Linked DNA regions of Homo sapiens: all the other regions are linked to region 1. The links are chromatin loops, found by intact Hi-C in ENCODE. Cell type or tissue: heart right ventricle. All regions are shown on one strand. Each heading gives the region's core, and the rest is flanking DNA. Links, peaks and the distances in the headings are about the cores only.

What was found. A loop is a pair of places that touch in the nucleus more often than their neighbours do. Peaks named below come from ENCODE experiments on the same cell type or tissue, not always from the same donor. Only the 100,000 strongest peaks of a DNase experiment are listed, where the experiment ranks them.
Region 2: a loop joins it to region 1, with 2.2 times the contacts of the local background. A loop is called at or near these places in 21 of 110 quality-filtered maps.
Region 3: a loop joins it to region 1, with 9 times the contacts of the local background. A loop is called at or near these places in 7 of 110 quality-filtered maps.

What each region holds. Positions count from the first base shown.
Region 1 is chr17:72,099,215-72,109,313 of GRCh38, reverse strand. The region is part of intron 2 of SOX9-AS1 (SOX9 antisense RNA 1); the gene reads left to right. Among named protein-coding and RNA genes, the nearest start is that of SOX9-AS1, 12 kb to the left of the region's middle. RefSeq lists enhancers at 1-3,024, 3,957-5,215 and a cis regulatory region at 4,485-4,487. In heart right ventricle, for the core only: no CTCF peak of the experiment used is centred there; a DNase peak (open chromatin) is centred at 4,989.
Region 2 is chr17:71,971,354-71,981,452 of GRCh38, reverse strand. No RefSeq gene overlaps it. Among named protein-coding and RNA genes, the nearest start is that of ROCR, 50 kb to the left of the region's middle. In heart right ventricle, for the core only: no CTCF peak of the experiment used is centred there; DNase peaks (open chromatin) are centred at 5,232 and 5,912; H3K4me3 peaks cover 1,235 bases; H3K27ac peaks cover 1,893 bases.
Region 3 is chr17:72,030,016-72,040,114 of GRCh38, reverse strand. LINC01152 (long intergenic non-protein coding RNA 1152) reads right to left here and starts at 9,461. Exons shown (of 3, transcript NR_110132.1): 1 at 9,264-9,461; 2 at 2,984-3,070; 3 at 1-1,600. LOC102723517 (a long non-coding RNA gene) reads left to right here. Exons shown (of 3, transcript NR_110877.1): 2 at 2,752-2,825; 3 at 5,777-6,008. RefSeq lists an enhancer at 9,566-10,099. In heart right ventricle, for the core only: no CTCF peak of the experiment used is centred there; no DNase peak of the experiment used is centred there.

The sequences.
Region 1 (10,099 bases), core at 1,034-9,033:
CAATGAAACAAGAAAACAATAGCTACCAAATTTTGGAAGCTTATTATGTAAAAACTCAATACAAACTGGGATGGCTACCCTGTTATCATCTCTGTTCCACATCGGGGGAAACTGTGTTTACCATGGCCTTGTTTCTTTCTGGCCTTGCCTTGTTTTCTTTGGACTACAGATTTTGTGGGACAATGTTAGTTCACATTTAGAGATGGCAGTCCCTGAGCCAGGTTGTCAATGGAAGAGAGTGGGTTAGAAAGGAAGAGGGGCCGCTGAGAATTTCTTTTTTGAGACAGAGTCTTGCTCTGTCGCCCAGGCTGGAGTGCAGTGGCGCAATCTCAGCTCACTGCAACCTCCGCCTCCCGGGTTCAAGATATTCTCGTGCCTCAGTCTCCCAAATAGCTGGGACTGCAGGCACGCGCCACCATGCCTGGCTAATTTGTGTGTGTGTGTGTGTGTGTGTGTGTGTGTGTGTGTGTGTGTATATATATATATATATATTTTTTTTTTTTGTAGAGATGGAGCTTCACCATGTTGGCCAGGCTGCTCTCGAATTCCTGACCTCAGGTGATCCACCTGTCTTGGCCTCCCAAAGTGCTGGGATTACAGGTGTGGGCCACTGTGCCCTGCCTGCTGAGAACTGCTGAATCTCCGTAGTTGTCTTGCATTTTGCATAGGGCATAGCAGGTGTGGTACCCAAGTGGTTTCTTCTGTTATCTGCATCTCCATTGCTTCAAGCTGTTTGCCCTTGTGTTCATTCTCCCCACCTGCCCAGAGTTCCCAATTGTCCCCTAATGCTGAAGGAACATGTACAGGAAGGGCACATTCTTTTTGGGGGAAATTGAGGTTAGAACTGTCTGGTTCAAGCCAGGTCTGAATGATAACACATTTCCTTGGTACAGCAAACACTGGTGCTGAAAACTTGCTCATGCAGAACAGGTGGGAAGAGGGTTGCTATATGCTCCTTTAAGGAAAAAAGAGAGCAAAACACAGAGGGGGTGGTTATGACTTGCAGAAAACCATGACGTAGATAGGGTTAGGGTTCCCTGAGTATTTTGGTGTCCTTTCCATTGTTCTTTAACTGTTTTCTCCATGAAACAGCCAGATTCCAATTCAATTGGGGTTAGTCTTTTAATTTTTGGCAATTATTCCTGTATAATTGGTTAGAGAATGGAATGGATGGGGTGAGGGCATTGCTAAGTATTGACTCCAGTGAATATAGACAGAATGAGGACAGGGGACTTCATGAAAATGACAAAGATCAGTCAGTTCAAGAATATATTTTATTGACTTTCCCTGAGCTCAGGCCCCTCTCCAGGGAGCTAGGAAGGCTGAGGGGAGTGGGAGGGCAAGAACAATGAAAAATTTAAATGTTAAAACTCCTGCCTTGGGAAGCGTCCAGTGTGTTCTAACAATGACAGCGTGCTCTTTAAACAAGCAGTGCACATTCATTCCACAAACATTTCTTGAACGGCTAGGAGAGGCCTGGCTGCGTGCTATCCGACTACCCAAATTTACCAACCCAAGGGCAACTTCATTCTTAATTCAGCATGTCAGGCAGTGGTGCTTTTCTAGCTAAAGCCCTTGTCTGTGTAGCCCTTTGCAAAGAAATGCCACTTTTGGGACCTGATTAGGAAAAGAGAAAGCAACACATTCATGCCACATAGCTGGACATTCGCGGATGCCTTCCCTGTTTCTGACACTTGGTCATAGCTGTGTTCTAAGTCTGTGGTCACAAAGGTTTCCATGGATAATTTAAAGTGCTTTGTGTGTCGGAAACTGTGAATAAAAAGGTAAGGGGGGAAAGGCTAAGCAGCAAGCTCACCCAAACCCTAAACCTCAGACTCTTGGAAAGAATCAGCTGCATAAAACAGTCCCAAACTGCAAACATGCCGTCAGCCAGGACGACGAAGGAGACGTTTCCAGAGACTGGTGGTTCTGCAGTCTCTGGAGGCCTTGGCTGCACACAAGTCCACACTGAGGAGTGGAGATCCTTTTTAAGTTTCGGAAAGCAAAGCACTTTCTCCCTGAAGCACCTCTTACTTTGCTCCCTTCTGATGGTCCTGGTCTTCTCTCCAGGGTGCTCCTGGCTGACCCCAGGGCTCACACAAGCCTCCCCCTTGACAGCTGCCACCTCTCCTGCCAGCTCTTATCTGGGAGAGCAGGAATCCTACCTTTCAGATTCCCCACAGTTTCTGAAAGAAGGTATTGTTATTTTCTCCATACTGCCCAGGTTAGGAACAAAGGCAGATTCTGGATCTTCTTTAAGCAGGATAGAATGGAATTGGCATTCCTTTAAAATGGCTTGTTATTACAGCTGATTTCTGCTAACAATTACCTGACAATATAGAAAGAGGATCTGACTCCTTTAGGGTGTTGTTGAGTTTTGCTTTTCTCATTTTCTTTTTTGTGGAGCGTTAAAAAAATTCGTGTGTAGTTGGAGTTTAGATTTAGACAGGTCTAGTATATTTACATCAGTGATGTGTAAATCCTACTAGGTAAATTATTATTTTATAAAAATGTGTGTGTGTGCTTCCCAGAGAAGAGAAAATGGGATATTTTATTTCCTTTGATAGTCAAGTTGTCTCTTGAGAACAGAATTTTGTAGGAAAAAGGATGAGTTGCTGACTTTTGAAAACGTGTCTATGAAGAGTATGAGACGGTTTGTTTCACAAGTGGGCTCTGTACTTTTTATTATTTGATTTGAGCAAATGCTTTGCACAAAACTGATACTCAACAGATATTTGTTGAAAAGAATTGTGCCTGCTTTGCTTGATATGCTGAAGTAGAAGGAAGTCCCTGCTCTATGCTGGAATGGGAGATTGGAGGGTTGAAGACTGTCCTGCAACAAAGACTGGGCAGATGGGTAGGGCATCTGGTTAAACCTAAAAGCCAATTTTTGTCAATACAGTACAACCTCCATAGATCTTTCAGGGAGTAATTCCAAATCAGGAGTGCCTTAGACCAAAAATGTGACCTCTGTGTTTCTATAACTATGTTAATGTGACCTGTAAAACAGTTCACTTCTCAACAAGTCAGCTTCCTCATATTTAAAATGAGAAGTTGTCTTGAGTTTCTAAAGATGTTTAGGCTGCATTGTCTTGGGCCTGCTCAGGATTTTGACCTCTGAGATAAAAGCTGGATTTAAAAAGCCAATCCAAGCCAAACACCTGGCATTATTAGCATTGTTATTCCATCAGATCTGTTTGTTTGATAAAGAAGCTGGGGGTGGAATTGGTGGTGCCTTAAATACCCTAGCTTGGTGCAGAGGTAAGATACTCTGTCTGGGCACGGTGGCTCATGCCTGTAATCCCAGCACTTCGAGAAGCCAAGGCAGGCAGGTCGTGAGGTCAAGAGATCGAGACCATCCTGGCCAACATGGTGAAACCCCGTCTCTACTAAAATTACAAAAATTAGCTGGGCGTGGTGGCACGCGCCTGTAGTCCCAACTACTCGAGAGGCTGAGGCAGGAGAATCACTTGAACCCGGGACGCAGAGGTTGCAGTGAGCCAAGATCATGCCACTGCACTCCAGCCTGGGCCACAGGGTGAGACTCCGCCTCAAAAAAAAAAAAAAAAAAAAAAAGATTCTCCTTAAATATCATTGCAGCCTGACAGCCTGACATACGTCGGGAGCTCAGTAGACAATCAAACAAAAATTCCCTGAATACCAGAAGATTTGGCTGTTTGGGGTTGAGTGGAAGCTGCCTTGGGAGTTAAGATGGGCTGTAGCTTTTCAGAGGCAATTTGTCAGGAGGACTCATGTCCACATCATATTCTTCGTAATGTGTGCCTCATACCAAATACGTACAATCCCTCCAACCCCCGCCATTTTTTTAAGAGACAGAGTCTCACTATGTTGCCCAGGCTGGCCTAATATTCCTGGGTCAAGCGATCCTCCTGCCTTAGCTACCCAAGTAGCTGGGACTACAGGCACACGAGACACCAGCTACCAGAATCTCTTTTTGATGAGGATGGATTTATGGCAGATAGATAGGTTTTTGTTTGTTTCAAACAAAACTAGATGTCACCTTCCCCTTTCACCCTTTGTTCTCACCTTCTTGTCTCCCTCTTGCAGGCCCCACACATTGATTTTAATTTTCAACACTTAGCACCTGACTTAGTGATCTAAGATCACTGACTCAGAAAACAGGAAAGGTCAGTCTGCCTAACACCTCACCCAGCGTCCTGGGATTAGCATCCAAAACAAACAGATCAGAGATGGGATGCAGACTCCCAAGAGATGATTCCCACATGTGAGAAAGCCCAGGAGAAGCGGATGGCGGATGGCGTTTCTCAAGCTCGCTGACGTCACTCAAGTTCATGATCCAAGGCTTCACCCTACTGGGGTTGGGGGGTTGGGTTCTACTGGAAGAGTGAAGCTGGTGGATTAAGAAAAGTGGTGGTAGGGAGAGGGAGGGAAAGGAGTTCTTTCTGCTAGTCAAAGGAGAAACCAAATAAAATGAATGAAGTCCAAGAAAAATACAACTCTATTGTTTTGGGGGCATAAGAGGCTGGCTTGGAGGCTTCATTGAGTAATTCGAGTCACACCCTTTCTCTGTGGGCCTGAAGGAATGTTGGCTGTTTCTCTGCAGCCCAGGTGGGAGGTGGGTAGACAGGTCTATGGAGATGAGAATTTCTTGGAGCTGTTAACTCTCTGAACATCCCCACGGCCTTGCAAGCTGGGAGGCTGGGACACAAAGAAGCAGGAATGCAGTGCTGAATCAAGGCCAAGGAGCAGCGGCCATGGGAGGGGACGGCGGGAAGAGAAAAAGGCGGAAGAAACCTAGAAAACAGGGAAGGAAGTGACCCTGTTCTTTTTCTCCTCTTCTGAACAGGGGCTTCTCTGTCCTCAAGAGCCCCTTGGCTCCCTTTCATTAAGCCATAGGGCGGATACCCAGGGAGAGGTGGCGTGTCTGGGTCGGGGTTGTGATGGGAAGCAGGAAGCACCAGTCATTTCACAAGAAGGCTTGACATTGGAGAGGGAGCCAGCAAAAACTGGCAGACCCCCAAGGTGGGGTAGGAAAGTCTGGCCTAGCGTGAAGAACACTTGGCTCCACAGAGTTCTGTGGGTTTGTTAAAAAACAGGGCAGTCCACAAAGTTGTGCTGCCAGCCCACCGAAAACATCCCTTTCTCTCCTCATCCTTGATTGTTTCTCTGCAATGACACATCTACCTCTGGTGGTGAACTTCCACAGCCCAAAGGAGGATTAATGTGACCAGATGTCTTGCCAGGATTGTCCGTCCCAATAGGAAGTCCTTAATTATAATTGTCAAGAATGTATGTGGGCTCCTGGTGGATCCTACTACCTTATCTCATCCCTCTTCGCCTTTCACCCTTTCTTCTCTTTAGATTTCAGCAAGAATCATATTTGTGTACGTATAGCTCTGGAATTGCCTGTAACTCTCCTTTGGGGAGAGTTTCACTGTTGGATCAGTCAGTATTCTGTTCCTTCTGTAGCTGTTTGTCCCTTTCCTGGACTGGGAATCTTTTTCCCAAACTCTAGCCTCAATACTCCCCAAATTCCAGCTTGTATTCTTTAACTATTAATGGTGAAGATGCAGGATATACCTCTTCGTTCTTATTCTGGATACACAATTTATCCGACTCATAAAGTGTCCTGTCTTGGTGTATCTGAAACTTCATCCCCGTGAGAAAGATGATGTTGTTAGGGAGCTTTCAATTTTTTTTTCCCCAAAACACTTGTTCTACAGTTGGATTTGTTTTGGTTCCAAGGTCTCTGGACTTAATGCTAATGGAAATTATTACTGATCTAATGCACAGTAGCACTCTGGATTCCGAACTCCTGGGCTCTCTCTTTCTTTTGACCAACTTGGTCTGCGACTTTAGAAAAGCTATGCCACGTTCTCTGTGCTTCAGTTCTACCTCTTGCTCGAAGAAAGTTCCTCATCAAGATTCAGTGTCTGCTCGCCCTTTCTTTGTCCTTTTCCAAGGCCAGGATACTTACTGTAAAGACCTTCGACAGGCTTCCTTGTGGGAGAGTTTGTTTAGAGTGAGTTTGGAGGAGCTTAGGATGAAGGAGGGGTTGGAGGCAGTCAAGAGCTTTTTGGGCTGAAAGATGGTAGTCCATTTGCTTTTAAGGAAACCATACCTCACCCTAGAGAAGAGCTAATCATCTATGGGGCACCAGCCCCAGAATCTTTAGGGTTTAGAATTTGTATGGCAACCACTGTGGAAAATATCTTTGAAGTGAACAGAAGAGGGATGAACCAGTCTGGAAATATTTTCACCATGCCAATAGCCATGTTTACAGTAGAGCATATGGACAGAGTTTAGAGTTGATATATTTCCATCACTTAAAAAAAAAGATGATCCATCCAATAAAGCTTTACCTTAGTGCTTGTGTCTGAATTCTGTTTATCTGATATGACGTAGAAGTACCTAATGACAGCACTTCAACATTTCCCATTATCACAACGATACCATGCAGTGTTCGGAATTAAAAATCAGAACTCAAAGCAGTGCTTTGCAGAAGAGGCTTTGCCAGCTACACAGAAGATTGCTGTCCAAATAAAGCCTTGGTTTAGGGGTGCTGCCATTAGTGCTAGGCCACTGATAACAAACTCAGATGCTAAAAGAATGGTGTGTAGAAGGCCAGGACAATGAGAAGTGCTTATTACAGTCTGTGTTCTGTATGACTGTGTGCTGATTGGGTGCCCTCTGCAAAAATGTTGCCACTATTGATAAGAATAATCCTTGAATTCTTTGTTGAAAAGCCACTATGAGTGAAGGCTTTGTGCTAAGTGTGTCATAAACACTCTGCGTGCTTCCTACAGCACCACAGGCAGTAGGCTTGGGTTTCCAGCCTGATTATCTACAATGGAGGATAACACTAGTGCCTCCCTTTGAGGTTACTATGAGGATTAGAGCCCCTGGGTGTCATGTGGAAGAGTTCCTGGCATCTAGTAAGTGCTCACTACAGGATAGTTGGATTGGCTGTCATGCCCACCACCATTTGAAGGCAAGCTCAAGCTCAGAGCAGTAAAGAAACACATCCAGAGTTTAGCTAGGAAGAACCCCGGTCTGTCTGTAACTGAAGCCTGGACTCTTCTCATCTCTGAAAGAAAACCGAGAGAAGCCCTGGATTACAACTTGAGCAGCCATGTGGGGCACTGACATCCCATGCCACATGTTTCCCACAACAGGTATCTTGAAAAATGTTACTTGGAGGAAAGGAGAAGAATTCAAGAGCCATTCACGAGAGAGTAATAACTTAAAAATAGATCTCAGGAGTGGTTCAGATTTTCTGGATATTTGAAAAATTGCATAATAAAATGTTGGCAGAAAAAAGTATGGTGTAATGGAAGCAAGAGAAGGCTAATTTAGAAGGCAAGAAGGCCTTTGCCCAGTGTTCCAAAGCTCAGCACTTTCTAAAAGAAAGAAGGAGCAGCAGTGGCCTGAAGCTGTGAGCCCCTGGCCTGGGGGGTGGCCACGGAGAGTTGCTTGGCTTGACTGGGAGGACATCTACCCTAGGTGGAAGATAGGTTCTAAGGAACAAAAAGCCACTTTTCTCGAAGCCTTGCTGATTTCCACATTACATAATGTAGAGTTATGTGTCTGCTGTGGGGTTGGCAGGAGCCTGAATGTGATATGTTGATAACACATGGAGTCTTGCATGCAAACTCTGTTTATACACTAGGCCCTCCCTCCAAGTCCAGGGGCGGGTAGCTGGCTGCACAGCCTCCATCAGAGTCTGGAAGAGTCAGTGTTTTATGGCCACTCATGTTTATTTTGCTGTCTAACTATGTTAGCCATTGTGAATTTGGTTAAAGCAAAGCACCGTAAAGAAAATGGAGAAAGCATTCTTTGATATAGAGGCGACTACATTTCCATACGTATCTTCCCTGTCAGATGACATCCCTGTCCAGAGAGAAGGGGCCACCCAGGGTCAGAAAGGAGACTGGGGACCTGTTTTGAACCTTTAGCTACTTTCCTAAAAATTATGCTCCGACGTGAGTGTCCATTTAGATATTCAACCAAGTTCTATGTCAAAGTTGGCTGTTGGCTGCTGAGAACGGAGAACTGGCATTCCATCTTTGAAGGGATGGCAGAGAGATGCATTTCACTTTGTCACTTCCAAGCCATCTGATCTGAGTGATCAGAAAAGAGATCAGCCCTTCTCAAGAAGACTTCACCATCCCAGCCAAGAGAGAGCTCAGGCCTCAGGTTGAGGCAGGTTCCCATGAAGCAGCCAAATGTTTGCAAAACAAGCACCGAGATGAGGAGGCTCAGTCTGCAGAGACATCTCAAGGTTGCGACAGTCTTGGAAGATGTTAGTGAGCTGATGGAAGAGCCCTGGGGAGCCAAGGCTGGGAGACAGCTGCCTGGGCAGAGCTGGGGTCCCTTCCAATCGCTGCCTGAAACGCAAGTGTGCTGAGCAAGGAAGGGCTAACTGGCTGCTGTAATTGTCTGGTGTTTATATTTGAAAAGGGATACTACACTTCCAGGATAATTCCCTCCAGCCTCCTCTAGGGCTAAGATTTCCAACTGGTCTAGAGTCCTGAAGAGAAATCAGGGGCTGATTACCTGGCCGACTGGGCTGCAATCACACCTTTCAATACTAATTATCTGCTCCTTGAGTTCAATGACATTGAGCGTCCAGGCTCTGGCTGGGGTGAACCTTGCTCATTGGTTTGCATCACTGGCTTAAGACAATGATTTGAATGGACAAAGTACCCGCACTGTGCCTTGATAAGCAGGAAATGAACGCTTGTTTGCAAATAAGATTGGGAAATGTGATCAGCTTTTTGTTCGGCATCTGTCTTTGGCTAACAAGCCTGATAATACTAATACAGAAATAATATGTTAGGAGACACCAGTGATGGAGCCTTTTTTATAACTACCCCCAACTTTCTGTACCTGAAACCATGGAAGGAGAAAAGGGGATGCCTTCTCCCCCGCCACCCCTGAAAGTATTCTAGTTTGAATTTTTTTTTTTTTTTGTGGAGGTTTGGAGAAACAGTTCCCAACTTGATACAAGATACCTTTACAGTGTTGCAGTGTTGGTATTTGTTCATATATGTGGCTTTTTCTAAATGCCCGCCTCTATTCCCAGCCATCTGTGATTCCCTCCCCCAAGAAAGCCCTCCTTCATTGAGTAGAATATAAATTTTACTCCTACTTGGATGCAACGTAATGGAGGTTCATTAGTCACATAAACAGCTTTGGTGCAGATTCATTCCAGTGGCATTTCTTGGTGACGAGAATGTATACTGAGTGTTTGGCAGCTCATGGAGGAGTTAGTTGTGGGCTGGGTGAAGAGAGAGAGATTATAAGCCAGTATCTGGCTTGGAACTGCTTGTGTTGGTGTCCAGCAAAATGTATTGTTTCTGGTGAAGGGACACTGGGGACAAGGAGTACATCTTCACGGTCTTTAATCTTTCAGGAATGTTACTTTCAAATCTTGACCCCTTGATCATAAATTACAGAAGCCCATTGTCATGGGTTGAATTGTGTTCCCCAAAAGATGTTGAAGACCTGACCTCCAGGACCTCATAATGGGACCTTACTTGGAAACAGGGTAATTGCAGATATAATTAGTTAAGATGAGGTCATACTCATCTTTGGGTATAGCTCAATTACCCCAGCCAGTAGGGTGGGCTTCTAATCCAATATGACTCATATCCTTATAAAAAGGGAGAATTTAGACACAGCCATATACAGAGGGAAGATGCTGTGATGAGATAGAAGAAACCCTATGAGAAGGTGGGAAATTGAAAGGAAGCATCTATAAGCCAAGGAATGACTGAGGCTCCCAGAAGCCAGGAGAGAGGCAGGGAACAGAACCTTCGGAGGGAACATGGCCCTGCTGATACCTTGATTTTAGACTTCTATCCTTCAGGACTCTGAGAAAATACATTTCTGTTATTTTAACCCCCTCCCCACCTACCCCCACCCCGTTTGTGGTCCCTTGTTATTGCAACCTTCGGAAACTAATATATCCAGCTTCCACAGACCCAGATAGTTTGGAAAGGAAGAGCAGTATCGGCTTACCTAACCCAAACAACACTCATGTTCTTTTGTTTGCCAGCTTGGGCACTGGGAAGTTCTCAGGATCCTTGGTTTGGTTACCACTGGGGTCTCAGCA
Region 2 (10,099 bases), core at 1,028-9,027, 130 kb after region 1:
AAACTCTGAGTTGGAAATAGGCAGAGGGTATGAATAGACATTTCACTGGAGAAAGCACAAAGGTATCAACATATGAACATATAGAAGTTTAGCTTCACTAGTTAGCAAAGAACAGCAAAATAAACCAGAATAATGTAACAGTGTTTGGAGTCAGGGTGTCTTGATTTGAACAGCGTCATATACTGTTGGTGGGGAGTGTTCATGTAAAACAATTTGTCAATACACATTAGAACCTTAAAAAGAACAAAAGGTTATACCTTTTGATCTAGAAATAGCACTTCTAAGAAGCTATCTTGAACAACTATTTAGAGATACAAATATGTAAAGGTGAGAATATTCTCTGAAATGATACCTCTAGATTCACCTCTTATTAGCTAAGGTGACTGTATAAGTTACCAAACCTTGCTAAGCCTCACTTACCTCATTTTGTAAAATGGGAATTAAAAATTCACCCAGTCATAGGAGTGTTATGTAGATTCAACATGTTGACATGTGCAAATTTTTAGGAAGAAGATCTTTGGCAAATAGTAGTAAGGTATCAAGAACTATCAACTATTTTACAACAGTGAAATAATAGGGAAATAGTGAAATAAATTCCTCTCGTCTAATTTCAGGTTAGTGCCCATGCCATTTTACAGAGGAGAAACCAAGGCCTAGAGAAAGTGCTGCAGATGGTTGAACAGAACCAGACCCTGAACCAAGCTCATGGCAGTGACCCTAAAGAGCTTACAACACTAAGTCCTCTGTCTCCCCTCTCTTTTTCCTACCTCTGGTGGTTGTGGGAGAATTCAGAGAATACCTCATTAGAAAGAATGAAGTTCCTGTTCTAGGGACATAGGCACCAAAGAGTCATCTCTACTTCCAGTGACAAGGTTTAGGGGACAAGGGAAAACAACAGAAGGGAAGGCCTGCTGAGAACCTGGCCCAGAGATCTGGGTTTCTGTCTCCCAAGCCAAGAAACCAGTTACCAGATGGGAATGGCATTCCATCATCCCAGCCTTGGGTCAAATTTGAGACCCAGGAGCCTACAGGCAACTGTCTTTGGGACATGCTTCCCTGATTAAACCATCATGGCATCCTTCTGTTCCTATAAGTGTGGAGAGAAGGAATGTGTCATGGGGACTTGGTGAATGAATCTTTTTATAGCATGACATTGGATGTGAGAATTTGAATTCCTGAAGACTTAACAACTTTTTAGTAAACACATATCTTCAATCAAGAGCCTCCTAAATGCCACCCATGTGACATGGAGGAAACAGTCTCAAGGAACTGCAAAGAGCTGCACTGTGTGTAGGCAGAGGGTAGGAACAGTTTGTATCACTGCTGAGGACAGAATAAAAGCAAGTGGGTGGCCAGGTATAGTGGCTCACGCCTGTAATCCCTGCACTTTGGGAGACCAAGGTGGGTGGATCACCTGAGGTCAGGAGTTTGAGACCAGCCTGGCCAACATGATGAAACCCAACCTTGGCTCTACTAAAAATACAAAAAATTAGCCGGCCGTGGTGGCACACGCCTGTAATCCCAGCTACTCAGGAGGCTGAGGCAGGAGAATTGCTTGAACCCGGGAGGCGGAGGTTGCAGTGAGCTGAGATCACGGCACTGCACCCCAGCCTGGGTGACAAGAGTGAAACTCCGTCTGGAAAAAAAAAAGAAAAATGCAAATGGACTCGAGGGGTCAGAAGGCAAGGTGGGCCAATAGGAGCTGTAGAACCTGTATGATCCACTGTCGTTTTTTTTTTTTTTTTTTTTTTTTTTTTTTTTTTTGAGACAGTCTGGCTCTGTCACCCAGGCTAGAGTGCAGTAGCGCCATCTTGGCTCACTAAAACCTCTGCCTCCAGGGTTCAAGCAATTTTCCTGCCTCAGCCTTCCGAGTAGCTGGGATTACAGGTGCCCACCACTACACCAGGTAACTTTTGTATTTTTAGTAGAGATAGGGTTTCGCCATGTTGGCCAGGCTGGTCTTGAACTCCTGACATCTGGTGATCCGCCTGCCTCAGCCTCCCTAAGTGTTGGGATTACAGGCGTGAGCCTGTAAAAAATAAACCTATTTTTAAAACATAATAGTTCCTGCCATTTTGGGAACTATTTAGGGTCCCTTTTAAAGGCAGAGGGCTAGATCCTTCATCCCAGTGAAGGATCAGGACCAATATGGGTAATATACCTTAATTTTATATAGAAGAGAAGGAATGAAACAAGGAAGTTAGTATTTATTGATTGTCTGTAATGTGCTAGTCACTTTTCAGTCATTTTCTCATTACATCTTCCAAGCCACACAATGAATGTACTAGTATTATCTCCTCTTTGCAAAGGAGCCAGATGGGGCTCAAGAAGGCTAAGGAGTCCCACAACCAGGGAGAGGTAGAGAAGGGAAATGGACCACAGGGCTTTGAACTCTTAAGTTATGCTGAGAACAAGGACCACTCCCTTATATGCTCATCAGTATGATTATGTTATAAAATTGAATATTTTCTTAAGGGGAAAAATTAAGCAAGAAAGCATCTTCCTGCTTATAGTTTACCTGCCAAGCACCAAGTACCTTTCCATAATTCTGACTTACAGGTGCTTGTATGGCTTTCCAGGCAAAGAGCCTGGAGTTTGTATAACCTTATGACCACCTCTGCTGAGGGTTTCCTATGAGTTTCACAGATGGGGTCATGATCACCTTCAGCCTCTATTGACTGCCAAAGTTAGCATCATATCAGGATGACTACCTGTCCTCTGTCCACAGGTAGGGAGAGAAGATGTCTTGACATCAGGAGTTCATGGAGGTGCAGTCAAACTTGCTGTTTGATGTCCGTGGTCCTGACTTTCTCGAAGAGCTCTGGGCTTTGTGGTTTCTTTTACAGGTTGTGACTTGTTGAAGCTGCATTTTGCCAACAAATGCGAGCCATGAGGTGTCTTGTGCAGCACAGCTGTTACCCTGTCTATGTGCTCTACAGCCGGGCCCCTGAACCTGGTGTTGACCTCAGTGGCAAACCACTGTTAAAAACAATGGAGGCAGGCAGTGAGGAGGCAGCGAGGAGACAGATTCACTAATGCTGATTGTCCCTGGCATAGGAATATCCTGTAAGTGGCTTCAGAGAATTAGCTAGACTGGGAAATTCTCAAAGCCCTCATAGCCATCTTGTTTTGTAACTCATGTGTACAGGCAATTATCCATACATATGCTTGTGGGTGACCAGTGGGAATTCAGCCAGGGTTATCCAGACTGAAATTTATCCTTCTATATTAGTTTCAAATAGATGCTGTAACAGATGAACACAAAGTTAATGGCCTAAAACAACCTGAATGTATTATCTTACAGTTCTGGAAGTCAGAACTGAAATGGGTCTCCGTGAGCTGAAATCAAGATATTGGCAGGGCTGTGTTTCTTTCTGGATTCCCTGGGAAGAATTCATTTCCTTGCCTTTTCAACTTCTAGAGGCTGCCTGCGTTCCTTAGCTGCTGGCCCCTTCTCCATCTTCAAAGCCAACAATGGTGGGCCAAGTCCTTCTCATGCTACCATCTCCCTGGCTTCTAAAGCAGGCAATATTAGAACATGGATCAACTAGCATGCTCTTTTAAGTTTTATCTCTACCCAAAGTATTAAGAAAAAAGGAAGAAAAATATACATCCTTTGATGCACCAATATTTACCCAGTCTGGTACAGCTGCTGCAGTCCTCTGTTAGTTACTCTAAGTCCTAAAGTTCTTTTTCTGCCAGGAACTACATATTTGGCTACAAAAAGGCAAGTTACTTAACTGCAAACCACACAGTTTATTCATCTTTATAATGGGCATAACCCCTCTGGTCCTGTTCTCTCTGACCATTGGAATGGTAAATGAGATAATGAAAAAGGGCCTTAAAAAGCATGTTGTTTAATCAAGCATTTTCTGTGACCTCACTAAGATAGTCAGAAGCGAGGTCTGTGTCTGCTCTCACATGCTATGCAACACTCCTAATACACCCCACTTATTTTATTTTATTTTATTTTATATTTTTTGAGATGGAGTCTCGCTCTGTCGCCCAGGCTGGAGTGCAGTGGTGCGATCTCGGTTCACTGCAAGCTCCACCTTCCAGATTCACGCCATTCTCCTGCCTCAGCCTTCCGAGTAGCTGGGACTACAGGCACCCGCTGCCATGCCCAGCTAATTTTTTGTATTTTTAGTGGAGATAGGGTTTCACCATGTTAGCCAGGATGGTCTCGATCTCCTGACCTCGTGATCTGCCTGCCTCTGCCTCCCAAAGTGCTGGGATTACAGGCGTGAGCCACCGCGCCTGGCCACACTCCACTTATTTCTTACCAAGCTTATAGGTTGCTTTGTTAGATTTCTTTTTTTACTATACATATTTGATTTACATATTTAATTTATAGCAATGCTGCATAGTAAGGAGGCTATCAATTGCCACTCAGTGAATATTTAATGAATAAAAAATGAACAAAGGAAAGCAAAAAGAAGAGAAGGGAGGAAGTAGAATGTGGAAAGTTGTACACTCTCTCCTCATTGCTCTGGCAGAGGAAGCTCCATTTCCATTCTCCTTGGGAGATCTTGAACTTTATCTCCAATCTGGACCCTTCCTATTAGAAAGAAGGGGACAGTCTTGAGGGAACCATGTGTACCACCAAAGGTAGGTCATGGGGGTCAGAGGGCCACCCCCAATGCCCAGCCCCACTTGGTACAGAGGAAAACACATACCTTATGGCCTTTGTTTAAAAAAAAAAGAAAAAAAAAAAGCCCTGGTTTCTGGGAATTAGTTCATCAATAAGGCACTAAGTTATTTCAGGCTCACTTACCAAATGCCTCTCCATTGTTCAGTAGTAACTAGCACGTGCATAGTAGGTCCAGAAAATAACATTTGGCGTTTTGATGAAGGAATGAGTGCAGGAATGATGTGTTGCTAGACAGCCCAAAGAAACACCAAGAAAACACCAAAGCAAATTTAAATAGTATAGCACGATCATTTTTTGATGATGGATGGCCTCAGTACTTTAGGCCATTCAGCAGCGTTACCCTGGGATTTTGCTCTAACCCTGTTCTCCTGGCCTTGCTACCAGGGCTCATGGGGGTAAATCTGGTCAGTCTCCAAAAGAAGGAGCTGATCATGCAGATTAGGCGCGTCGTGGGACCTGCCTGCTGGCCAGAGCCACTCGGCTTCTGAAACCTTCGTGAATCAGGAAACCAGCGCTCGGCACCCTCTGCAACTGCCCTTCTGGGCTCCCTTCCATTGCTCCTCCCAGCCTCTCCCTGGAACTGGGCAGCGCTGCTTCTGGCCAGGAAAAAGGAACCTCCTCTGAGTCAGAGCTGAGTGAGTAGCAGTTGCTTCACCCCCAGCCCCCAGGGCTTGGAGAGAGACCTGCTTTGTCCGCATGAAACTGCAGGCTTGGGCCAGCGCAATAGTTTGATGTGAATAAGCAAAAAGAAAAACGACCAAAAAAAAAAAAAAAAAAAAAAAAAAAAAACAAAAAACAAACACACACACACACACACACACACACACCAACCAAAAAGCCCCCCATGTTTCTTCAGATTAGATTTAATTGAAAACAACCATCCACCCCAACCACTTTTCGTATGTTGAGCAGCTTCTCCAGTTGTGGAGTCCAGGGTCTGAGTCTGAGTCAGAGAAGGGAGCAGAGGTTGTCCCCCACCAAATCCAGAAGTGGGGGGCTGCAATGCAAGAGCTCAGGACTATAAGTCTGTAAAACGCTGTGGGCCCCTGCACAGCCAGCCCTGTCAGTCTCCCTGCATCCTCCACTGAAACGAAAGGAAATAGAGAGCCGAGCCAAGCAGAGGTATAGGGGAGCCAGGAAGCCAAGGAGGGAGGCCAGCGGCTCTCCTGCCTCAGCAGACACCCGCAGGCTGAGCGAGAGAGCTTCCCTTCCAAACACTGCAAAGAGTCTCCGAGGAGGAAAAGGATCTTGCAGAAGAGCCAGGAAGCCAGGATTGAAACTGTTGCCGGCATTGGCAGGGCCCGGGCTGGAACTGTCTGCTCTCCTATCCTCTGGCTCAGTGGGAATCCCATCGCCTCTCTGACATCATGGATGAAAATCAGCCCTGGCTTTCATGTGTTGGGACCGCCCCACCCAGCTCAGTCCGGCCAGCTGGACCCTCCCAAAACGGGTTCTCTTTTGTCAGCTGCCTTTTATAGAACTATAAAACTAAAAGTTCAAGTACGAAGCCCTTACATCAGTCATCAAAAAAGGCAGACTTCGCCTCCCAGACTCCTTCTGCCTCTTTCCCTGCATTGTGGCTTCCTGCTCTCCGGCAGAGCTGCTAGGCTGCTGGCTTCCATTTCTCAGCCTCGTAAAGATCCTATAACACCAAATGGGGCATTAACCTGCCTAGGAGGGGGTTCTGGATCTGTGCTTTGGAATTAGGGGAAAGGGAAGAGAAGGGGGGATCTTACGCTGCAACTATGTGGGGGAAAGGAAAGATACTTCTGTAATAAAGTGAAATGGCATAGAGTTGGAAACGGGAAAAGAGACAACACAGGACCACAGTCGATGAGGCAGAGTGAGACTTCCGCCAAATAACTGTGACCTTTGAAATTTCAAACTGCCTCTCTAGGCATTTGAATCTCTTGGCCAAAGCATAAGTGAGTAGGGTGGTGGAACACCAGATGATCCTATGCTCAGCAGAGTTTAAAAGGGAGGGAGTATTAAACATGTTGGAGCTTGAGAAGAAGAGTGGAATTCTCACCTCCTCAGCTCAAGACCTGGGCCGTAGTGGGCACTAGATTAATCATGGCTGCAGAAAGAAGTGAATGGCTGACCTCAATCAGTTTCAATGCCTTAACAAAAGATTGGACTAAGATTATTGATAAAGGTCTTAGTGATTCTTGGATCAATGAGATGACTTCTACGGTTTAGGAAGCTCCATGTACACTCTAAACACATAAGAAAAGTCAAAGCCAAATGGAACTCACCCAGCAGTCCAAAATGGTGGCTGGGTCAACAATGCTGCACCTATGGGATCATCGTGTTCCCTGGCTTTACCTTTGAAGCGTGTGGTCTAGCTGCAGCTTAAAGGATTAATGTGAAGTGCAAGGAAATGTGTGTAAGTTAAACCATTCTTTGCTCAAATTAGATCAGTTATCTTGACCTGATAGACTTTTTTTAAAAGGTCTAATACACGGGACCTTTCTTCTCTTGGCTTGAGATATGAATGTGCATGTTGAGCAGCAACATTCCTGTGGGTCTCTCAGATTCTATCGGGCTGTTATATAACTGGCATTATAAGATTGGAAAGGATCTTAAAGATAAGACCTGGGTCAAAGTCTTATTTATGAATGAGGTCGAGGGAGGTTAAATGACTTATGCATTGTATGTGCTTACATTTATTCATCCAATCAAAGATGATTATTCCTATTGCTCCTTTTGTTGCTATTTAGCACCTGTGCACACCAGGCATTAGTCGGTGCATTGGGAGTCAGTGCTGAACAAAGGGGGTAGGAGACAATAGTTTTTGTGGACCTTATAATTGGAGAAACTAACATTAAGCAGATGAACAAGTGTGAAAATAATACCTTTTTGGAAAATGATGAAAACAGTGAAGGAGGTGGCAGTACATTAGGCGTGATGGCCAGGGAAGGCTTTTCTAAGCAGGTGGCCTCCAAGATGAGCTCTCTGTGATGAGAGAGAGCCAGCCATGAGAAGCTCCGAGACAGAATATTCCAGGCAAAGGGATGACAAGTGCACAGGCCTTGAGGCTGGGACAGCCTAGGTACAGATCGAGCATCCCTTATCTGAATTGCTTGGGACCAGAAGTGTTTTGGATCTCAGATTGTTTTCAGATTTTTGGGCTATTTGCATACATATAATGAGATCTTGGAAATGAGAACCAAACCTATACACAAAATATATTTATGTTTTATATACACCTAGCCTGAAGGTAATTTTGTAAAATATTTTAAAATGTTGTGCATAAAACAAATTTTGCATTAAGTACTTAGGTGTGGAAGTTTCCACTCGTGGCCTCATGTCAGTGCTCAAAAAGTTTTGGATGTTGACGCGTTTTGGATTTTGGAAAGATTAGGGCTGCCCAATCTGTAGTTTTCTGAGGCAGAGATAGACAAGTGGAGCTGCAGTATAGTGAGTAGAGGGAACGGGGAGAAGAACAGTGTAAGTTCCTCTGCCCTACCACCACACACTTTCTGCAAATAAGGCCTGCAGACGTCTGTTCATCCTGGAATTAATGTATCCTTTCTGAGCCCACTGATCCCCTTTTATAATACCATTCATCATACCCTACAAGCTCTTGCAGAAAGCATCCTGAGAAAAAGGGTGTTGCCTACCCAAAAAACCATCGAGACGCATCCCGTTATGTATTACATTGCAGTTGACCCTCTAAAGTCTAAGCCTACAGAAATGTCTCTGGTCACTCAGACCTTGTTATGGGCTTAATTGTGTCCCCCACAAGATATATGTTAAAGTCCTGACCCCTAACACCTCAGAATGTAACCTTATTTGGAAATAGAGTCTCTATAGATGGCTGTGGTCTGAATGTCTGTGTTCCTCGAAAATTCATACGTTGAGACCCGATAGCCAATGTGATCATATTAGGAGATAGTCTTTTAGGAGGTGTCTAGGTTAGGAAGGTGGAGCCCTTATGAATGAAATTTGAGCTCGTATAAAAGGAACCCAGTGGAACTCACTTTCCCTTTCCACCATGTGGGAATACAATTAGAAGGTGTCCTCTATGAGGAAGAGGGCCCTCACCAGGCACCAAACCTGCCTGAGCCTTGATCTTAAACTTCACGTCCACTAGAACTGTAAGAAATAAGCTTCTGTGGTTTATATGCCATTCTGTTTATAGTATTTTTATTCTAGCAGTTTGCATGGACTAAGACACAAATTTAACCAAGTTAAGATGAGGTCATGAGGGTGAGCCTAGTCTAATATGACCAGTGTCCTTATAAAAAGTTTAGACACAGACATGTCCAAGGAGAACTGTGTGAAAAGACACAGGTAAAACACCCTATGAAAACTGGGGTAATGCTGCCACAACCCAAGGAACATCCAGGGTCATCAGAAGCTGGAAGAGGCAAGGAAGTTTCCCCTATAGGTTTTATGTATTTATTTTTTTTGAAACAGTCTCATTTTCCACCCAGGCTGGGGTGCAGTGGCACGATCTTGGCTCACTGCAACCTCTGTCTCCCAGGTTCAAGTGATTCTTATGCCTCAGCCTCCCAAGTAGCTGGGATTACAGATGTGTACCACTACACCCAACTAATTTTTGTATTTGTAGTAGAGATGGGTTTTCACCATGTTGGCCAGTCTGGTCTCAAACTCCTGACCTCAGGTGATCTGCCCTCCTCAGCCTCCCGAAGTGCTGGGATTACAGGCATGAGCCACTGCCCCGGACCCCCATAGGTTTTTGAGGGAGTACAGTGCTGCTGACACCTGGATTGCAGAATTTTGGCCTCCAGAGCTGCAAGACATTAAATATCTGTTGTCCTAAGCCACAGAGATTTTGGTACTCTGTTAGAACAGCCCTAGGAAATAGAGACCTTTATCATCTTCTAGCTCTGTCTATCCCCTAATCTAGTAATCCTCCTGTATTAGTCGGTTTTCACACTGCTGATAAAGACATACCCGAGACTGGGCAATTTACAAAAGAAAGAGGCTTAATTGGATTTACAGTCCCATGTGTCTGGGGAAGCCTCACAATCATGGCGGAAGGCAAGGAGGAGCAAGTCCCATCTTACATGGATGGTAGCAGGCAGAGGGAGAATGAGGAAGATGCAAATGCGGAAACCCCTGATAAAACCATCAGATCTTGTGAGACTTATTCACTACCACGAGAACAGTATGGGGGAAACTGCCCCCATGATTCAATTATATCCCATCGGGCCCCTCCCACAACACATGGGGAATTATGGGAGTACAATTCAAGAAGAGATTTGGGTGGGGACGCAGAGCCAAACCATATCACCCCCCTCCCCATCCTCTGCTCCCTCAGAATCCTTTCACTGTGCCCTATAGCTCAGAGTTGCTCATCATCAAAATGACCCATATCCTCACCTGTTGCTAAGAATGTTCTCTTCAAATGCCTGCTGCAACTAAAACCAGTCATCCCTGGAGGTCTTGGCTTCCCTTCCAGCCTTCTGAAGCTATGAC
Region 3 (10,099 bases), core at 797-8,796, 69 kb after region 1:
TTTAAGCTTGAAGGAACTAGCTCCAATTGTTTTGACCTTTGAATGCTCTCAGGTTTCTTTGTTAAGATCTATTTGGTTCTATGGCCATAGCAGAACATTTAGGTTTGTTCAGTGGCTGGGAATTGGTTCCCTCAAATGTCACCATGGAAGTTATTCAGCTTAAGCTGACCCAGTCCCTCTCCCATTCTGCTGACTAACAGCTGGTGGCTGGAGCTGCGGGGAGAAGATATTATATAATGTCTACAAAAGTAACGAAAAGTTGATTTAACTGCTAAGATAAGCAACCAGCAAGATAGAATTTACACTGATTTAAAAATATGTTTGCTGAGCATAATATCTAGACTGCCCCCCACACCCTCTGTTCTTTATTCCTGACTTCTGATAGTGCTGTGGCATGTGCTGTTGAGAAATCAGAGGTCTCAATGCCATGAGAATCAGACAAGAGGCAATCTCCACACTGCAACCATACACAGAATTAGGTCATTGAATTCCAAGAGTATTGGGTCCTTTGGAAGACAAACTCTGTTATTCTTTTTTTTTTTTTTTCCTTTTTGATAAATGCCTACCTCCTTTTAAAAATATTTCCGACAGGAAAATCAGACTTTTTCTTTTGAATCATTTCTCTGCATCTGGGTTGGATGTTGACTACTTCTTCTCTTTCCTCTGCTCTTTTTCTATCCTTTTCGCTATTTTTTTCAACCTTTTTCACAGTTGTTTCTATTTCCTTCTTCTCCCCTCTCCTTATAATAGCTCCCACTGTGCACCAGGCAAATCAGTATGGTTGGGTCAATAAGGGCAAAGACCTCTTTAGAGTGGTGGGGAGGCACCAACTTTGAAGTCTTTGGTAAATGAATAAAAACCCCCTGAAAGTTTTTGAAACCTAAGCTGGGTACAACAGGGTACAAATAGAAATAATTTTTCCCCTCACAATTTTCAAAAACTTTCTATCCTAACCAGCTATCTGCCTTGTCCTACTGCTCATGCACATTTAAATGTTATTATCACTTCAACTAACTGATTTCAATGAAACTCAAAATACATGTTAATTTAACAAACATTGATTAATCATGTTTTATGGGTCAGGTTGTATATTATGGGCTGTGAGAGGTAGCAGGATGAATATGTTGTAACCTCTGCCTTGTAGGAACTTTACACTTTGGTGGGGAAAATGAGTAAATAGACATCCAGTTGTCACTATAGGTTGAAGTATTCATTATCAATTGCTGTAGAACAAATCACCCCAAAAACTTTGTGGCTTAAGATAACACACATTTATCATCACACAGTTTCTGCAAGTCAGGAATCCAGATATGGTTTTACTTAGTCTTCTCATTTCAAGGTTTCTCATAAGCCTGCAATCAAGGTGTTAGTATAATATCTGTGGTCTTATCTGAAACCTCAACTAGAGAAAGGTTCACTTCTAACCTAACCCATATGATTGTTGGGAGTATTCAGTTACTTGACAATTGTTGGAAGGAAGGTCTCAGTTTCTCACCAGCCATTGACTGGAGGCCACCCTCATTTCCTTGCCACATGGGCCTCTCCAACACTGCAGCTTGCTTCTTCAAAGCATACAAGCTGAGAAGGCAATTGAGAGAGGCTGTGAACAAAACAAAAGTTACAGCTTTGTGTGAACTAATTTTGGAAATGACAGCTCATCACTTGTGTGTATTCAATGGATTAGAAGAAAACCACTAAGTCCAGCTCACATTGAAGAAGAGAGTATTCCATCAGGGCTTGAATACCAGGAGGGGAGATGATTAGGAGCTGTCTCAGAACTGCCTACCTATAAGGTTTAAGAGATTGTTAAACAGAGGCTCAAAAAGCTGTCGTTTGCTAGGCGCACTGGCTCATGCCTGTAATCCCAGGACTTTGGGAGGCCGACGTGGGCAGATCACGAGGTCAAGAGATCGAGACCATCCTGGTCAACATGGTGAAACCCTGTCTCTACTAAAAATACAAAAATTAGCTGGGCATGATGGTGTGTGCCCGTAGTCCCAGCAACTCAGGACGCTGAGGCAGGAGAATCTCTTGAACCCAGGAGGCGGAGGTTGCAGTGAGCCAAGTTCGTGCCATTGTATTCTAGCCTGGCAACAGAGTGAGACTCCATCTAAAAAATAAATAAGTAAATAAAAAGAAGCTGTGATTGCGTGAAAGCAGGGAGTGATAAAGAAATCTTATTTTTAAAAGGAGATTGTTTTACTCTGCTGATACTAGACTTCTCTAGAAGGTTTGCATCTACCCAGTGATTTGTGGAATAATCCCAGACCTCCAGAATTTGCGATTGGAGTGTTGGTGGCTAACTACTTAAGGTATTATATCTCTAGTCATGATGAAACATGAAGCCGCAACAGTGTCCCCAAAGCCACATTTATGGTTGTTCTATTCAGGCTTTGTCTCAAGGAATTTTTTGTAATCAAAAAGTCATTCAGTTGTTTATAGTTGTTATTACAGTTGACCCTTAAACAATGCAGGGACTAGGGGCCCCAACACCCCATGCAGTCAAAAATTGGCATGTAACTTTTGACCCCCCAAAAACTTAACTACTAATAGGCTACTGTCTTATTGGTAACAGAAACAGTTGATTATACAAGTTTTGTACATTATATGTATTATACACTGTATTCTTACAATAGACTTGAGAAATGTTATTAAGAAAATCATAAAGAAGAGAAAATATATTTATTATTCATTAAGTGGAAGCAGAACATCATTAATGGTCTTCATCCTTATTGTCTTCACATTGAGTAGGCTGAGGAGGAAGAGGAAGAGGAGGGGTTGGTCTTGCTGTCTCAAGAGTAGCAGAAGCAGAAGAAAATCCAAGTGTAAGTGGACCTGCACAGGTCAACCTATCTTTCTTGTTCAAGGGTAAATTGTACATTTATATGCATTTTTTGTATCAGTTAATGCTAGATAGTTAAACTCAAGGATGAATTACCTTTGAGGGATTAGATAATAAAGCTCAAAAATTAGTAAGATTTACCTTTGAGGGCTTCTCCTCTGTCAAGACCAGGAGTTGAACTATGTCCTTTGGGTTAAATCTGTCCCCATCTCATCTGTTTTTGAATGGCTAATGAGATTAAAAAAAAAAAAAGATAGTTTTTATGTTTTTTAACGTTTGGAAAACAAATAAAAAATATTTTATGACATGAAAACGATATGAAATTTAAATTGCAGTGCATATAAAGTGTTACTGGAATGGAGCCATGCCCATTTGTTTCCATATTGTCCCCTGTAGACTGAATGTCTGTGTCCTCCCAGAATTCTTATCTTCAAATCTAATCCCCACTGCGATGGTATTTGGAGGTAGGGCCTTTGGGAGGTGATTAGGTGATATTGTTTTGCTGTGTCTCCATCCAAATCTTATCTTGAATTCCCATGTGTTGTGGGAGGGACCTGGTGGGAGGTAATTGAATCATGGGGGCAGGTCTTTCCCGTGCTGTTCTCGTGATAGTGAGTAAGTCTCATGCGAGACGATGGTTTTAAAAATGGGAGTTTCCCTGCACAAGCTCTCCCTCTTTACCTGCTGCTGCCCATGTAAGATGTAACTTGCTTCTCCTTGCCTTCTGCCATGATTGTGAGGCTTCCCCAGCTACGTGAACCTGTAAGTCCATTAAACTTCTTTCTTTTGTAGATTGCCCAGTCTCAGGTATGTCTTTATCAGCAGCATGAAAATGGACAATACATTAGGTCTTGAGGCAGGAGCCCTCATGCAGGGGATTAGTACCCTTATAAAAATAGATCCCAGAGGGGTCCCTTTTCCCTTATGCCATGTGAGGACACAGAGAGAAGACACCACCTACAAACCAGGAAGTAGGCTCTCGCCAGATGCGTAATCCACTGGAGTCTTGACCTTAGACTTCTCAGCTTCCAGAACTGTGAGAAATAAATGTCTGTTGTATATAAGCCACTCAGGTCACAGTATTGTTTAATAGCAGCCCAAACAGACTAAGACATCATCTATGGTTGCTTTTGCAAAAACAGCAGACATGAGTAGTTGCCACAGAGACCATATGACCTACAAAGCCTAAAAATCTTTACTATCTGGCACTTTTAAGAGAACATTTGCCCCCTTTGGTCTAGAGGAAGATGGACACTCAAACAAATGATTATTGCACTGTGGTAAGTGGTGTACTGGCCTTACAGACAAAAGACATCAAGGAGCACAGAGCAGGAGTCTGCAAACTTTGTGGAGCTCTCCTTGAGGATAAGTAGGAGTTTTCCCAAAATGGGAGGAGAAAAGACAGAAAAATTGATCTCAAGAGTTTGACCCACTTACGCCTAGTGTTCCATTATTGGAATGCTAAGCATGTGGGAGTTATTTATATCCTACTGCTCAAGATCATCACCAAGATCTGATTGCAAAAATTGCAACCTCAGGCATAAATGGGTCAAGGTGGTAATCACATACTCCTTAGAGAGTGAGCTACTCCCTGAAATTGCTGGCAAAACCCTGTGTTTATGTACATATGTGTGCTTTTCCCACCTTAGGGATAGAGTTTATCTCTTTCAACAGGTTTTCAACAGCTTAAAAACCACTACCATGGGCGGACATGGCAGCCCATGCAAAGTCACAAAGGTGTAATGTAGAGAACAGCACACTCATGGGGTCAACAGTGAGATCAATGAGAACACAGAACAGATTTCTATGGAGGACAGTGGGAAATGAAGCTAAATAAATGTCACCCAACATCAGAGGGAGCACCCAGGACGGGGGGTGGGGCAGAGGTCTGAGGCTGATTCAATACAGCATAAAGGACTAATTAGTACAAGTATAGTGAACAACATCAAGTTAAACAGATGTGGACTTTGCTCTCAGGTGGCTACTCCATCAAATGCAGTTGGTGGACAGGCAAGAAGAACCCAGTTAGCCTGCAGAGAGGCTGTGGGTTGGCAGTTCATTGTGTTAAGAATAGAAGGGCTGACCAGATGGTCAACTCTTTTTTTTAATCTTTGCTTTTTAAAAATTGATCCAAATATTTGTACTTATTTATGGGGTAGCTATTATATTTCGTTACATGCATAGACTGTGTAATGGTCACATCGGAGTATTTGAAGTGTCCATAACCATTAGTCTTTATCATTTCTATGTGTGGAACATCTCAGGTCCTCTCTTCTAGGTATTTTGAAATACACAATACCTTGTTAACTATAGCAAATAACCAGCTCTTTAATCATTCCTTGGTCAAATCTCCATTTCATATACCCCTCCAAACCAAAACAACATTGACTAAATCTGCCTCTGGCCCTGTGAAAGGCCAGCCAAACAGCAAGAGGCCAGCACAAGACATAGCTTCCTCTTCTAGAGCTGAGAATTCACTTTTGATTGTACTGTGGGGCACATAGAACAACATCGAACTCCCAGGTGATGGGAGGGAGAGTTCCTAGGACTAGGGAAACAGGGCCTATGGATGTGAGGTGTGTGAGGAGGTGGGGTGGGGAGGTAATGGTTTTCACTGGATTCCTTTTTATATTTTATTTAGATTAAGTTCTGCTCAGCAGGGTGATTTCTTAATTAGAGCTGCCCAGCCAAGCAGACCTCCAGCTCAAACCCCTGTGCTGCCTTCTAAGGTTTCATGAGGGACCTTGTCCTGCCTTATTTCCTGAGTTCTAATATTTGAATAGTATGCAGTGGATTTCAATGGGAGGAAAAGACATGTAATTTAATCATTGTTATTAGATTTTGCCTGTGGATGGGGAGAGGAGGGGGAAGCAGGAGGGACATGGGTCCTTTCTTTGTTAATTTTCTTTTTCTTTTTCTCTACCTTTCTTCCAGTGGTCAAAGGAAGAGGAGGATCAATGGCCTTTTTTCCTCCCCCCAACCTTTTTTTTTTTTTTTTTTTTTAAACAAAGAAGCAAAGTGAGAACATTAAGCCCGAAAGAGAACTGTGTTCATTGCAGGACTTTTTGAGGTCTGGTTAAGCCATTTATATAAAGAAATTACACAGTTCCTCTTTGGTAACCTCAATCCTGAAAGTTAGTGTGACAGGCCTACAGCTTTTTGTTCTCTTCATCACTCCAGAAGTTGCAGACTGCGCTCAGCAAGACCTCACAACATGGAGGAAAATTAAAGAGATAAGTGGTCCATGGAGTATCCCCTTACCCCACCATAAATTGGCATAATTTTGTGCACAATCCAGGGAGAAGAAAAAGAAGACCAGAAGCTTGCAAACCATTCGAGAGAAGGAAGGGAGCTTTGTCATGTTGCCATCTGAGGCAAGTATACTTGGGATGGGACAGGCAAGCTGAATAGGAATGAAAAAGAGCACTTGGTCAACAAACACACAAATCTATTAAGGTTTTTCAAGAAAGAGAGACAAAATTCAGCATGGTTCACCAAAAAGAAAAAGAAAAGAAAAAAATTATGTCCAGAACTCTCCCAATTGTCCTGCTAAATACACACACACACACACACACACACACACACACCAGCCTATAATCCCCCCTACCCCGCCCCCCACCTCATGCCCCTATCCTGTTGATCTTTCCTCACTTAAAAATTATCAGAAAAGAATTTATTCATTTGGGAGGATTCCAGGCACTACATTTATGTTGCGTTCAGATGAAATGGGATCCAGACTTTTCAAACCGTACTGTTTTACAGATAAAACACAAAGGCAGAACTTCATTATCTGGAGACACTGCCCTTTCTTTTTTCTCCTGCCTTTTGTTTCTGAGCAATTTTAAGCTTGTTTGGAAAGTATCATAACAGGGGCAGAGCGTTTTTTACCACATCTATTTCAGGAGGGTTTTTAATACAGAATAATAAAATTATTGCTAAACAGATGGAAGAGTTTTACTAAAGCTGGAAAAGACACTTTTGCTAATACACCCTATAGGCTGATCTCAATTCTCTCATTGTTAAGAATGCTTGGTCTAAGAGAGTCTTATTTATGTGCCAAATGGCTTTATTAAATCATTATATTAACACAGAAAAAGTCCTATTACAATGGCTGTCTCTGTATGATCAAAACTTGTCCGTGATCCTGCTGATAGCCTATTTATTCTGAAATTTAAAAAGGTAACATTCCAGTACAGCCTAATGTTTGGCCAAGTTTTACAAAATTCATTATAATATGGCTGGAAGGGTTACTATGTCCTAGCCAGGGAAGGCCTAAGTTTTATCAGGGCAGTAGTCCCCTGACAAAAAGAAAACTGTGAAAAAGAGACCTCTCATCCACTCATAGAAATTAATCCCTGGCAACATTGTAATGATTTCACCTGTAGAAATACAATGGGTCTGTGATTTCTACTTTGATTAATAAAAAAGCAAACAAAAACAAAAACGCAGGGTAATCTCAGTGCTTTGGGAGGCTGAGGCAGGAGGAACACTTGAGGCCACAAGTTTGAGACCAGCCTGGGCAACATAGCAAGACCCTGTCAATACAAAAAAATTAAAAACTTAGTTAGGCATGGTAGCTTGTGCCTGTAATTTCAGCCACTCAGGAGGCTGAGGTGGGAGGATTGCTTGAACTTGAGAGTTTGAGGCTACAGTGAGCTATGATCATGCCACTGCACTCCAGCCTGGGTGACAGAGCAAGACTCTGACCCCGACCTACAGCCCCCCGCCGACCAAAAAGAATCCCAGTGGCAAATTCAAAGGCAAATTAATTGCACTGGTGAACCAGGACTATGGCATGTGAAAAGAGTTTAAAAAGCCAGGAGAAGCAAAGTTTGTTGTATACTGGATTTTGAAACCGAATAAACACAGACGCACACACAATTTTTGAATGTAAAATTAATACATGTTGATTGTAGAGAAAAAAAATCACTCCTAAGCCTACCACTGAGAAAGCATATGTGTTTTGGCTGCCCAAGATTGATTTCTGCCTTCATGTGGAAGTAAGCTTTAAAGGCTCTGTGTTAGGGCATAGTCTAGAAACATGGGGCCCAAGGGCACCGGGAAAACTTACAAAGGGAAGAGATGGAACTGGGAGGGTTCAAGCTACCAGTTCCATCTCTCCATGTTTTAGAGAATTGGGGCACTAAGTCAGCCAGGTAAGGTCAGGTCAGAGGAGGGCCCGGATGAAGCATGAGATGCAGAGGGACAGTGCGTGAATGGAGACCTTGGGTAGCACCAACGTGTAGCGGCAGAGGTGGGGTGGATGTGGCTGATGTCAGGGAGAGAATGGGGAGCATGCACAGGGCTCAGTCTTATACATACATTGAAAATCCTTTAGCCTTTCAAAGATTATTAACCCAAATCACCTTTCTTGCTTACTCCAGATGCCTCAGCCTCTGATATAATTGCTAAGTATCTGCCGTGTTAAAAATAAACATTTGAGAATCAAGGGTGATTTTTCTCTTTTCTTTTGAATTGTAATTGCGATGTACTCATGGCCTGCCATGACGTGAGGTCTGGCTTAGATTAGCCCCTGGCTGAGAGACCCATGCTAATTTAGTGCCTGCAATTATGCCTGCCTCTAATCGTGTTCTGCTCTTTGTAGGATGTACCCTTTGCAATAGAAGCAACGGTTATGCTGGGTCATCTATACTTTCTTGCCCCAGGCCGCTTGTGACACACATTGGTGAGACAACTGGCCAGGATTAGGGGTATGATCTGTGACCCTGAAACAGAGTGAAATTGATTGGCAATGAGGGATGAGGGGGGTGATCCTATTAAAATTATAAGCACCGTAAGTATTCTAATATCTGACCCCTCACTGTAATGGATGTGCACCTACCTCCCAGCCATAAAAATGCTTCCAATAAAAGAATCAAAAACGAAAACATGCAGAAAAACTTTTATGTATGAGTGCATTTGTCTGAGGTGTCATCCAGCTGTAGCTTCAGAGTAGGGGTGCACATGTCAATTGAGAATGATCAGCCTTTGCTTTCTGTCTGCAGAGGCTGGCAAAGGGGAAACAAGCTGCATAGTTTAGTGCTGGCAAAATAAACCACTATGCAGTTATAAACAAGAGTGGGTGGGTGAGTTGAAAGATGGGTGGATGGGTGAGTGGGTTGGTCCCCTTCCTGATGTATAAAAACAGAACTCCTAGGTTTGGGGTTCATGTTACAATTGGACTCCAGGAAAACAGACTATACATTCAAAATCTAAACCAGTTTTAAAGTATAAATTAAAAAGTATTTTCCCTCTAGCACATTTAGATATTATTGTTTACTAAGAGAAAGAAGAACAGGCTACATGCCGTCTTCGATAGCTCCCTCATGCTCCTAGATCCACAAATGATACCAGGGAAGCCACTGCTTGCCTCTGTGCCTTTGGGGAGGCGGAGGTTGTAGGGGGAAGTCTGAAAGCTCACCATCACGGAGCTCCAACTCCTTCTTCCTGGGATGCGGCACTTGCCTGTGAAGCCACAGGAGGCTGGAGGGGTAGAGGCTGGGGGCAGGAAGAGGAGGAAGTGAGGAAGGGGGCGATGCCCGGGAGGGCTCTGGGAGAGTAACCAATTCCTTCACTGGGGGCAGGCGGGAGTCTCCAGGGTCACTATGGGGCAACCTGTGAAGGGAAGGGAGGAAAGGGATTTCCGGAAGTCTCCCGCTCTCCCTCCTGCCTGCTTCCCTCCTTCCCCTAGCGGTTGATTGCGAGGAGCAGCGGAAGGAAGGATGTATCAAACCGAAAGAAGAAAGAACCCCTGCCAGTCGCCCCCATGACATCCGACTCTGAACGGCAGCGATCTAGAGGCTGTGGCGTGTTGCAGATTAACAGCAGCGAGGGCAGGAGGCAAATCAGATGCCGCAGGAGCTGACTGTTTTCTTTAGCCCTGAGAGCTGACTGTAGGCACAGGTTGCATATCAAAGGCAACGGGAATCAGTCTGTGGCAATATTACATCAGGTCCTGGACTGGTGGTGGTGTTGGTTGCGGGGGTGGGCGGTGGGGTCCAAGTCCTAAAAGATGTCAGTCAAACACCAGCTGAGCTTCTAGACCTCCTTCTGTGGCCCTTCTTCTGATCAAGTATGCAAATAATAATACAGTCAGGCTCTACCTCCTGCAATTAGCACAGGGGAGGGCTGAGTAACTGGGAGGACTTAGCCTTCTCCCTGTGGTTATCTTGTAAGGCTTTGAAGTGTAACTTTTGTTTTGTTTTGCTTGCTTTCCCCCTGCATAGAAATTTCCCTTAAGGGAAGGGTGGGTCTAAA